2 separate regions of the Homo sapiens genome follow, and region 2 is linked to region 1. The links are chromatin contacts, found by Hi-C or POLR2A ChIA-PET in ENCODE. All regions are on one chromosome and are shown on one strand. The core of a region is the stretch at or near the end of the contact, and the rest is flanking DNA. Distances in the headings are between cores, read along the strand shown. Region 1 overlaps KCNMA1 (potassium calcium-activated channel subfamily M alpha 1). Region 2 overlaps KCNMA1 (potassium calcium-activated channel subfamily M alpha 1).

Region 1 (3,710 bases), core at 923-3,422:
AGCCTGGCCCTCCCTTAGCAGCACCCTGGACTCCATTCCTACCACCTCCTTGACAACAGAATCCTGTCTGTCACCCTCCTCACCAGGTGCGGGTCTTCAAGATAAGAGACCACCTCATGCATGTTACAAGGAATGCTCTAGAAGGAGCACCATTCAAGAAAGAGAGGACAGGGCCGGGCACGGTGGCTCACGCCTGTAATCCCAGCACTTTGGGAGGCCGAGATGGGCATATCACAAGGTCAGGAGATCGAGACCATACTGGCTAACATGGTGAAACCCCGTCTCTACTAAAAATACAAAAAAATTAGCCAGGTGTGGTGGCGGGCGCCTGTAGTCCCATCTACTTGGGAGACTGAGGCAGGAGAATGGCGTGAACCCGGGAGGCAAAGCTTGCAGTGAGCCAAGATTGCGCCACTGCACTGCAGCCTGGGTGACAGAGCGAGACACTGTCTCAAAAAAAAAAAAAAAAAAAAAAAAAAAGAGGACAGGTTGAGCGCCCTGTCAGACCAGTGGGCCCCCAAAGCTATATACCATGTTTGTTTACCTACTTGATTTCTCAACATCACTGTGAGGGAGCTATGAACATCCTCATTTTACATACAGGTAAGGTAACTGAAGTTCAGCTAGATTAAGTGTGTTGACCAGGACACAGCACTAGCAAGAGCCTGAGGACACCTGGCTCCTGCTGTCACCTGGCTGTCTTCACCTGGTGTCCCACAAGTACTTCAAACTCTGCTCTCCAAAGCTCTGCTCATTGTCTTCCCACTCGCCATCCTTACCAGCCCCTACCCACACTACCTTGCTCTTCCTGAATCCTTTGTCCTCACTAGGACACCACCCTCTACTCTGCTGACCAGGCAAACAAAAGGACCCAGGCGAACAAAAGGACCAGTGTTGCCCAAGGCCTCTGCAGAGGTCTGTGCATGCATCTCAGAGAGCGAACTAACCATGGGAGTTCAGCACTGATCCTATTGTGTCCTTCCACTGGCTTTTTGTCTGAGCTCCCACTGGAAAAACCCTGCATTCTTACTTGATGAATTTTCAAAAGCAGCCAGGGCTTTATTATCAACTGTCTTTTATGAATAATCAAAGTCCAATGGGGACTCCCTAATTAGCCTGGGCATGAAGGCCATTTGCATAACATATTGAATGCCTCTGGAGTGTCAGGTACCTCAGTAGACATGATGGTTCATGCACTAAACCTCAGCATGTGACCAAGCCTATGGCCAGACACAGATGAACTTGAAAGTGATGCACTGGAAGTCGATGCCCCTTGAGGGTGGGTGAGCTCACAGAGTCTATTCCTGACACTGTTGCTCTCACCTCGTGACAAAGAACCAATGCTGCTTTCTTGCATCCACCCCTGAGTTCCAGAACCCCCGCAGACAGGCTTCCAAAAACTGTGTCCCCAAACTAAGACTGTGTGATATGTAAGAAGAACTGGCAGGGGACCCAACCTATATTATAAAACCTCTTGATCTCCTAAAAGAGAGCTGAGTTTAACCCGACTTAGATCACCAGGACAGATGCTATCACAGAATCTTAGAATCTGAGGTTGTAATGGTCTTCTCCAATTCAATATCAAATCCAGTGCTCCCAGTCCTCTTCTCCTAGGACTTTGTATTTGAGGTGGGGAATAAGGGAGAAAGTGGAAGATGTGGCTAACTTGCAGGTGAGTAAAGGAGAAGTCAGGAAGAAGTAGTGACTTGTCCCCCAATTCCCACACTCAGGAGCATGGGCAGTGGAGGGAGAAGGATGCTGCCACTGGCTTCATTTACATTTGTCCATTTACAAATACCATGGCAACAAGAGCTCAGGCATGCAATGCCCTCCTGCCCAGATTCCTGCTTCAAAATCAAAACAAATCCAGTATGCCTGGAAAACCTGCCACAGCTCAGCAAACTAGGAACAGGTGCCATCAATGTGCCAAAAACCTAAAGGAATCTGAAAAAAAAAAATCAGTTATGCAGAAAAAGAGAAGGCAGGGAGGCCCCTTGGGCAGCTTTGCTCCCTGAGAAGCGGCAGGATGGTTGTGAAACAAGGAGTGAGGCCCTTGAAGAACCTCACATCAGAGCTGCCTACATCAGTAGGGCTGAACAGGGAGGTGAGCCAAGTATCAGGCACCGGGACTCCCTGGTCACTATGGATCACAGCAGTGTTCAGCAGCAGCAGCAGCTCTGAGAAGCCCTGGGAATCACATGGCAGATACATCCAGAAGAAAACTGGCCAGGGCAGGGGCTTGTCCCTGACACAGCAGGTGGCAGCTCCAGGAAGGAGGACAAGTCCAAGCACAGTTTGTACCTGGCATGTTGGCCAGGTTAAACAGCAAGCCAGATGCAAACAGTTGGCACAAGGTGCAGTGGCTTTACCAAACACAGAGAAGAAATATCACAGGATTAAGTTCCCCTTCTGGAACTATTCATGGTTCCAGCTCACTCACCCAGACTCACAGGTCTCTGCAAGGCTTCACTTCATCATCCAGTGCTCTAGTGCAAGATCCGAGAGTAGCATTCTATGGGCAATGAGGTGCACAGCAGAGGAGCCCAAGAGAATTGACCCTCCCTATTTACAGGCAAACACTGACTGCATTCATGGATGCAAAACACGAAAACCTCCCACCAGACCTTGAAAACATTCTTAACTATAAAAGGTAGAGAATGCAGCACTCAAAATAAATAAATTTGAAAAAAAAAAGGACTGGGTGGGAAAGTGCCATTATCATCATGGCCAAGAGCACAGGCTCTGCTGTGAAACTGGCTGGACCTGAGTCCTGGCCCCCAGTCAGTACCCAGATGAGGCTGAGTAGGGCTCAACCCTCTGGACATGCGTTTCCCCAATCTATATAATGAGGACAAACAAAGCACATGCCCCTTGGAGTTGTTCTGAGGTAATGCACACAAAGTGCTTAGCACAGTGCACAGAGGACAGTCTGTGCTCAGTAAACAACTCGTGTGATATTGTGATAATTGAACTTGGAGAAACCATCTATTCTATGTCTGCAGTAAAAGTCAAGAGAACTTATTTCTGAAACAAGATGTGTTATGAAGGGCACATTTAGAAAGCACTCTCAAAATGAAGAGGAAAAAAATACAGAAGCAGAAATACTGTGAGGTCTAAGACAGATTATACAAAAAGATGACAGATATAGAGGACAGGCAGCCAATTCAGAATAAACCTAACTGAAAAGACGAAAACAAAAAAAAGTTTCTTAACACAGAAGACAGACCCAAGTCTGAAAGTCAAAATGCTCAGTAGGCATGTATATATATATATATATATACACACACACACATACACACACACACACACACACATATATATATACACATACATACATATATTTTAATTTCATGGTGAAGAATTATCAGCATCCAAACAGAAGATATCAGATTATCTATGAAAAAAAAAGAGAAAAATCAAGCTGATATCTGATGTCTCCTCTGCAAAACCCAACAGCAGGGCCAAGTTGTCATTCATATTAAAAGAAACAAAGTGCAAAGTGCGATAAAGCAGAATACGTTGTTCAAGAAGATTAAACAGGTGTTAAATTTTTCATATTTGTAATTAAGACATTAATCAAAACAAGGAATTCAACAACAGGAGATGTCCATGGTAATAAAGATCTGGCAATGAACCCTAAGATCTATTAGGTTTAAATAATTGTTACAACTGTGATTACAAATCAAAATGAAAATGAAAACTAAAATTTA
Region 2 (4,024 bases), core at 1,199-3,698, 50 kb after region 1:
AGGCACTGACCCCACTACCCTGTCCCTAAATCCCCCCTGCAGTGTCCTTGATGTCACCTCCCTGATGTCCTGAAATCCAAGCCCCCCAGCCCCCTGGGGCACAGGCACGGCTCTTCACTCCCTCCCTATGGCCATTCCCCAGTTACCATCTGAACTCACTTATTCCAGGCCCAGGCCTGGCTGTCCCTTGGAGGGAAGGAGAGACACCCAACACCACAGCCCAGAAGGAACCTCCACAGGGAGTCAGTCAAAAGCCAGACACTAAAATTACATTTTCTCACTCCCTTCTCATTTGGAGGAAAGTCTGTGTGGGGCTGGCTGTGATCACACACTTTCATCACACACTTTCTGCATAAGTGAGAGAACTGTCTCAACTGCCTCCTCCTCTTCCTCCTCATCCTCCTCCTATTCCCTCTCCCTCCTCCACTGAATTCCCAGCTCACTGCCTCCCACTAGTTCACAGTGTGCTAGGGCCCTCCAGCCCCACCGAGAAGCCACAGGAAGCTCTGATCCACCCCCACAGGGAAAAAGGGATCAGAACCACCACCCAGCACAGATATAGGGGCCTTGTGTAGGGGACCAGCCAGGGAGCCCCTCCATCTTGAAGAATCTAAGTCACGAGGACAAGCACAGGAGCAAAGCAGGCAGCCTGAGCTATCCATGTCCCAGGCCACTGCCGGCCTGTTCTGAAAAATTTCACACAAGGTTATCCCCAATATTCCCAGACATGTGTCCCTTCCCCGGTGCTGCATGGCCCCCACACTGGCTGAGTATCTCCAGTGGGAGAGGAAAGGACAGACCGACTCTTAGGAATGCCTGCTCACTCCGTGGTAGCATGTCCCCTTCAGGCCTCCTTTCCCATCTTTGAAAGTGAATCCTGGGTGGCTCCCTGTCAGGGGAGCACACAGATAACCCAGCCCCAAAGATGGCGGGGCAGACCTGGGCATTAGCAACTGGAGTTCTGTTTTCCCTTCTAGGCTACCTACTATGTGTCGGGCTCTGTGCTTGGTGCTTTGTAAACCCACTCTCATTCCATCACCCAGCAACAGTGAGACCCAAAGCTCAGAGAAGTCAAAGACTTTGCCTGAGGATCTTACCTACAATTAATGGCACATGGTCAAGACACAAATCTCATTCCAGAAACCAAGATCTTTCTACCACACCAAATGTTTCCCTAAAGAGAGCCCATAACTCCACACAGGAACCCAGCCCAGCCTGGATAACCCATCAGAACAGAGGAAGAAAACTCCTCTGTCAAAATGAAAGATGCTAATAGCAAGGGTGTTTACTAGGAGTGTTCAAATTTCCATTAAAACCTTCCTGTGCAAAGATGAGCTACGAAAATTTCCTTCTTGGAAGCTTGTACCTCCTGGAATCCAGACATCTACTTTCAAGCTGCTGAAGGCTCCCACTGCCTCCCCACAGGGCTGCAATCCCGACCATGGATTATTAAGGAGTCCACAGGCTTGGCTCAATGAACAGAACGGCTCCGTTATATTTCAACCTACCCACTAAGACTTAAATATCACACCCTAGTTCAGACAGCCCTCGCCTTTCATTTTTCTTGGCTTTAGGAAGACAGGGAGGGAGGGCATACAGAGCCAAGAACCCAAGTGTCTGAGCTTTTACAGTAACCCAAACTCACCCAAGACAGGCTGCCCAACCGGGCCCACCTCTGTGTGGCTTCTCCAGATCAACAGAAATTTGGGGTGAAAGCCTGCTTTTCTCCATGCAGTAAGGCATCTGCATGAAAGGCACATGTTTCCAGGACCTTCCAAGCTCTTTCTTGAGTAAATATTCTCTTAAAAAGGTTTTGAAGCAGAGGCTAAGGAGAGGAGTCAACATGGAATTTTATTTCTCTTGGATTATCTGACTCAAGCAGCACCCAAGACTAGCAAGACCAAAGATGGGCTGACCCAAAGATAACCATTTACAACAGGAGTCAGCAAACCAACAGCCTAAGGGCCCAATCCAGCCCGATGCCTATTTTTATAAATAAAGTTTTATTGGCACACAGCCATGCTCATCTGTTCTGGGGTGTCTGTGGCTGATTTCATGCTACAAAGGCATAGTTGAGTGGCTGCAACAGCATGGCCCAGAAAAGCCTAAAATCTCTATTATCTGGCCTTTTACAAATTAAAAAAAAAAAATTGCCAACCCTTGATTTAGAAAAACTTTCAGATGTAGTTAGGCCTATTTCTTGAGCCTTTTTAAGAGCAAATAATATCTCTGGAATATATTTGGTATAGTCTTATATGGAGGGAAAAGGATGAAAAAAAATGGCCCCTGAGTTTCCTTCCAAATCCACAGGAAGCCAAAAAAGGAATGAGGTGCCTGGTACAAATGCCTCAGGTGACAGACATCCTATTTACAGAAAGGCAATCTGTGCACCACCTCAGGGAGGCCAAACCAACATGCCTGGTGCAATCATGCAGCCTTACCCTGCAACCACGCCCAACACTTGGAAGCCTAACGTGGACAACGCCTGGTGCAAGAGGGCATGTGGTCAGATGTTCCACCCCCACTTAGCTCAGGGGCAGACAGAAGGCTTCTCCAAAGCTGTCCCTTGGCAGGATTTCATGTAGCAGATGCCACTAGTCTACAGTCTCTACAGCCTCTGACTCCCAGCATGTACACATGTAGGTGTGCACAGAGGCCCAGAGAAGCAGGGTCAATGGAATCCATGAAGCTGACCTGGTGGCAGCTCAGGGTTTATTCCCTGCTTCCAACCTACCAGCAGGCACAACTCTTGATAGATCTAACAGCACACTGGGGATGGAGCACTGCATCAGGACTGAGGAGACTCAGGGTCTTGCCCCAGCTCTGTGGCTAACTCCTGATGCAACCTTAGAAGAGTCATATCATGTCTCTGGGACTCACTTTCTTCTTCTGTCAAATGGATTAATACTACCCACTCCATCTAACTCACAGAGCTCAGTCATGCAACAAGTAATTATTGGGCATCTACTATGAGTCAGACATTATGCTAAGCACTTGGGATATAGTGGCAATCAAGATGGACAAATTCCCTGCCTTGTGGAGCTTACACTCTGGGGTTGGTATGGAAACTAATAAGGGATGCATAGATGAATACTTTGAAAAATCATGATGTGCTTCACTTGAGTCGTGGATGGTGATGCTATCTTCCCACTCTGGGCCATTCATGGACTAGACTCACACACTGAGCAGACCTGCTGGGAACACATCACTGATAAAAGTCATTCATTGGGAACTATTCTAAATGCCTTGTATGTATTAACCTCACCATCACAGAGAGTCCTCAACACTGAAGTAGGAACTCTAAATATGCATACTCCACAAACAAGGAAGCTGAGGCCTGGAGCACTGGAGCTAAAAAGGAAATATGTGTCCTGTCCCTTATGATATCTCCCATACTGGCTGGAGATGTTGAATTTACTATATTAAATTCTTCTCCATTATCTTGAGGAGTAAGGCCAGGACCCTTCAGATGGAGAGGAAGTCTCTCTCCCTAGATGGGGAAGGGAAGTTCTCCTTCCCTAGTTCAATCATCACAGAAAAGGAAAGCATCTAACAGGAAAGTAGCACCCAGAAGAGAGGCCTTAAACTCCTTGGAAGAGGTGATCCTCCTATCTGCCTCTTTGGGCTGAACTCTCCTAGCAGGGGATTTTTAGAAGGGTGGATAACCAGTTGTGGGCTGCAGTGAGAAGAGCGAACCCAGCCCATGAAGAAGGCCAAAAAAATGAGGACTCTGGCAGGGTCTGTGAGCTAAGATGAGCTATGCCCTACAGGGCAGTTATCTAGCTCTGTCAGCCTCCATTCATTTCCTTTTTTCTGTCTCCACATTTTCAGTAACGTCCTGTCTAAACATCCCACCAGACTCTCAACGCAACATAGACAATTAGCGAAAGGTTAGAAAGTCATGCACCCAAGCTTGGCCCACCACAGTTAGAGGAAAATGGCACCACCTTAAAACTAGTATGTAGGTGTTCGTACTAAATACGTGAGAAATTCTCCCAAAGGAAGGTGAAGCTGGAGAGAGTCA

The links. Hi-C counts contacts between places; a loop is a spot of excess contacts on that map. ChIA-PET counts read pairs that join two places held with the same protein, here RNA polymerase II (POLR2A). Pooled maps may share reads with other maps.
Region 2: a loop to region 1 is called in a map of gastrocnemius medialis, with 5 times the contacts of the local background. The contact joins two enhancer-like sites. A Hi-C loop is called at or near these places in 4 of 168 maps with a recorded cell type or tissue (PC-3, PC-9, gastrocnemius medialis and 1 more) and 3 of 50 pooled maps. POLR2A ChIA-PET finds 5 or more read pairs at or near these places in 5 of 52 experiments (AG04449, AG04450, HCT116 and 2 more).

Annotation. Positions count from the first base shown.
Region 1 is chr10:77,496,144-77,499,853 of GRCh38, forward strand. The region is part of intron 1 of KCNMA1 (potassium calcium-activated channel subfamily M alpha 1); the gene reads right to left. Among named protein-coding and RNA genes, the nearest start is that of KCNMA1, 140 kb to the right of the region's middle. Within about 2 kb of position 2,173, at least 7 of the 41 ENCODE cell types and tissues checked have a DNase peak (open chromatin) inside an H3K27ac peak, as active enhancers do; they include gastrocnemius medialis, where a contact is called at or near this core.
Region 2 is chr10:77,545,868-77,549,891 of GRCh38, forward strand. The region is part of intron 1 of KCNMA1 (potassium calcium-activated channel subfamily M alpha 1); the gene reads right to left. Among named protein-coding and RNA genes, the nearest start is that of KCNMA1, 90 kb to the right of the region's middle. RefSeq lists an enhancer at 1-494. Within about 2 kb of position 2,449, at least 2 of the 41 ENCODE cell types and tissues checked have a DNase peak (open chromatin) inside an H3K27ac peak, as active enhancers do; they include gastrocnemius medialis, where a contact is called at or near this core.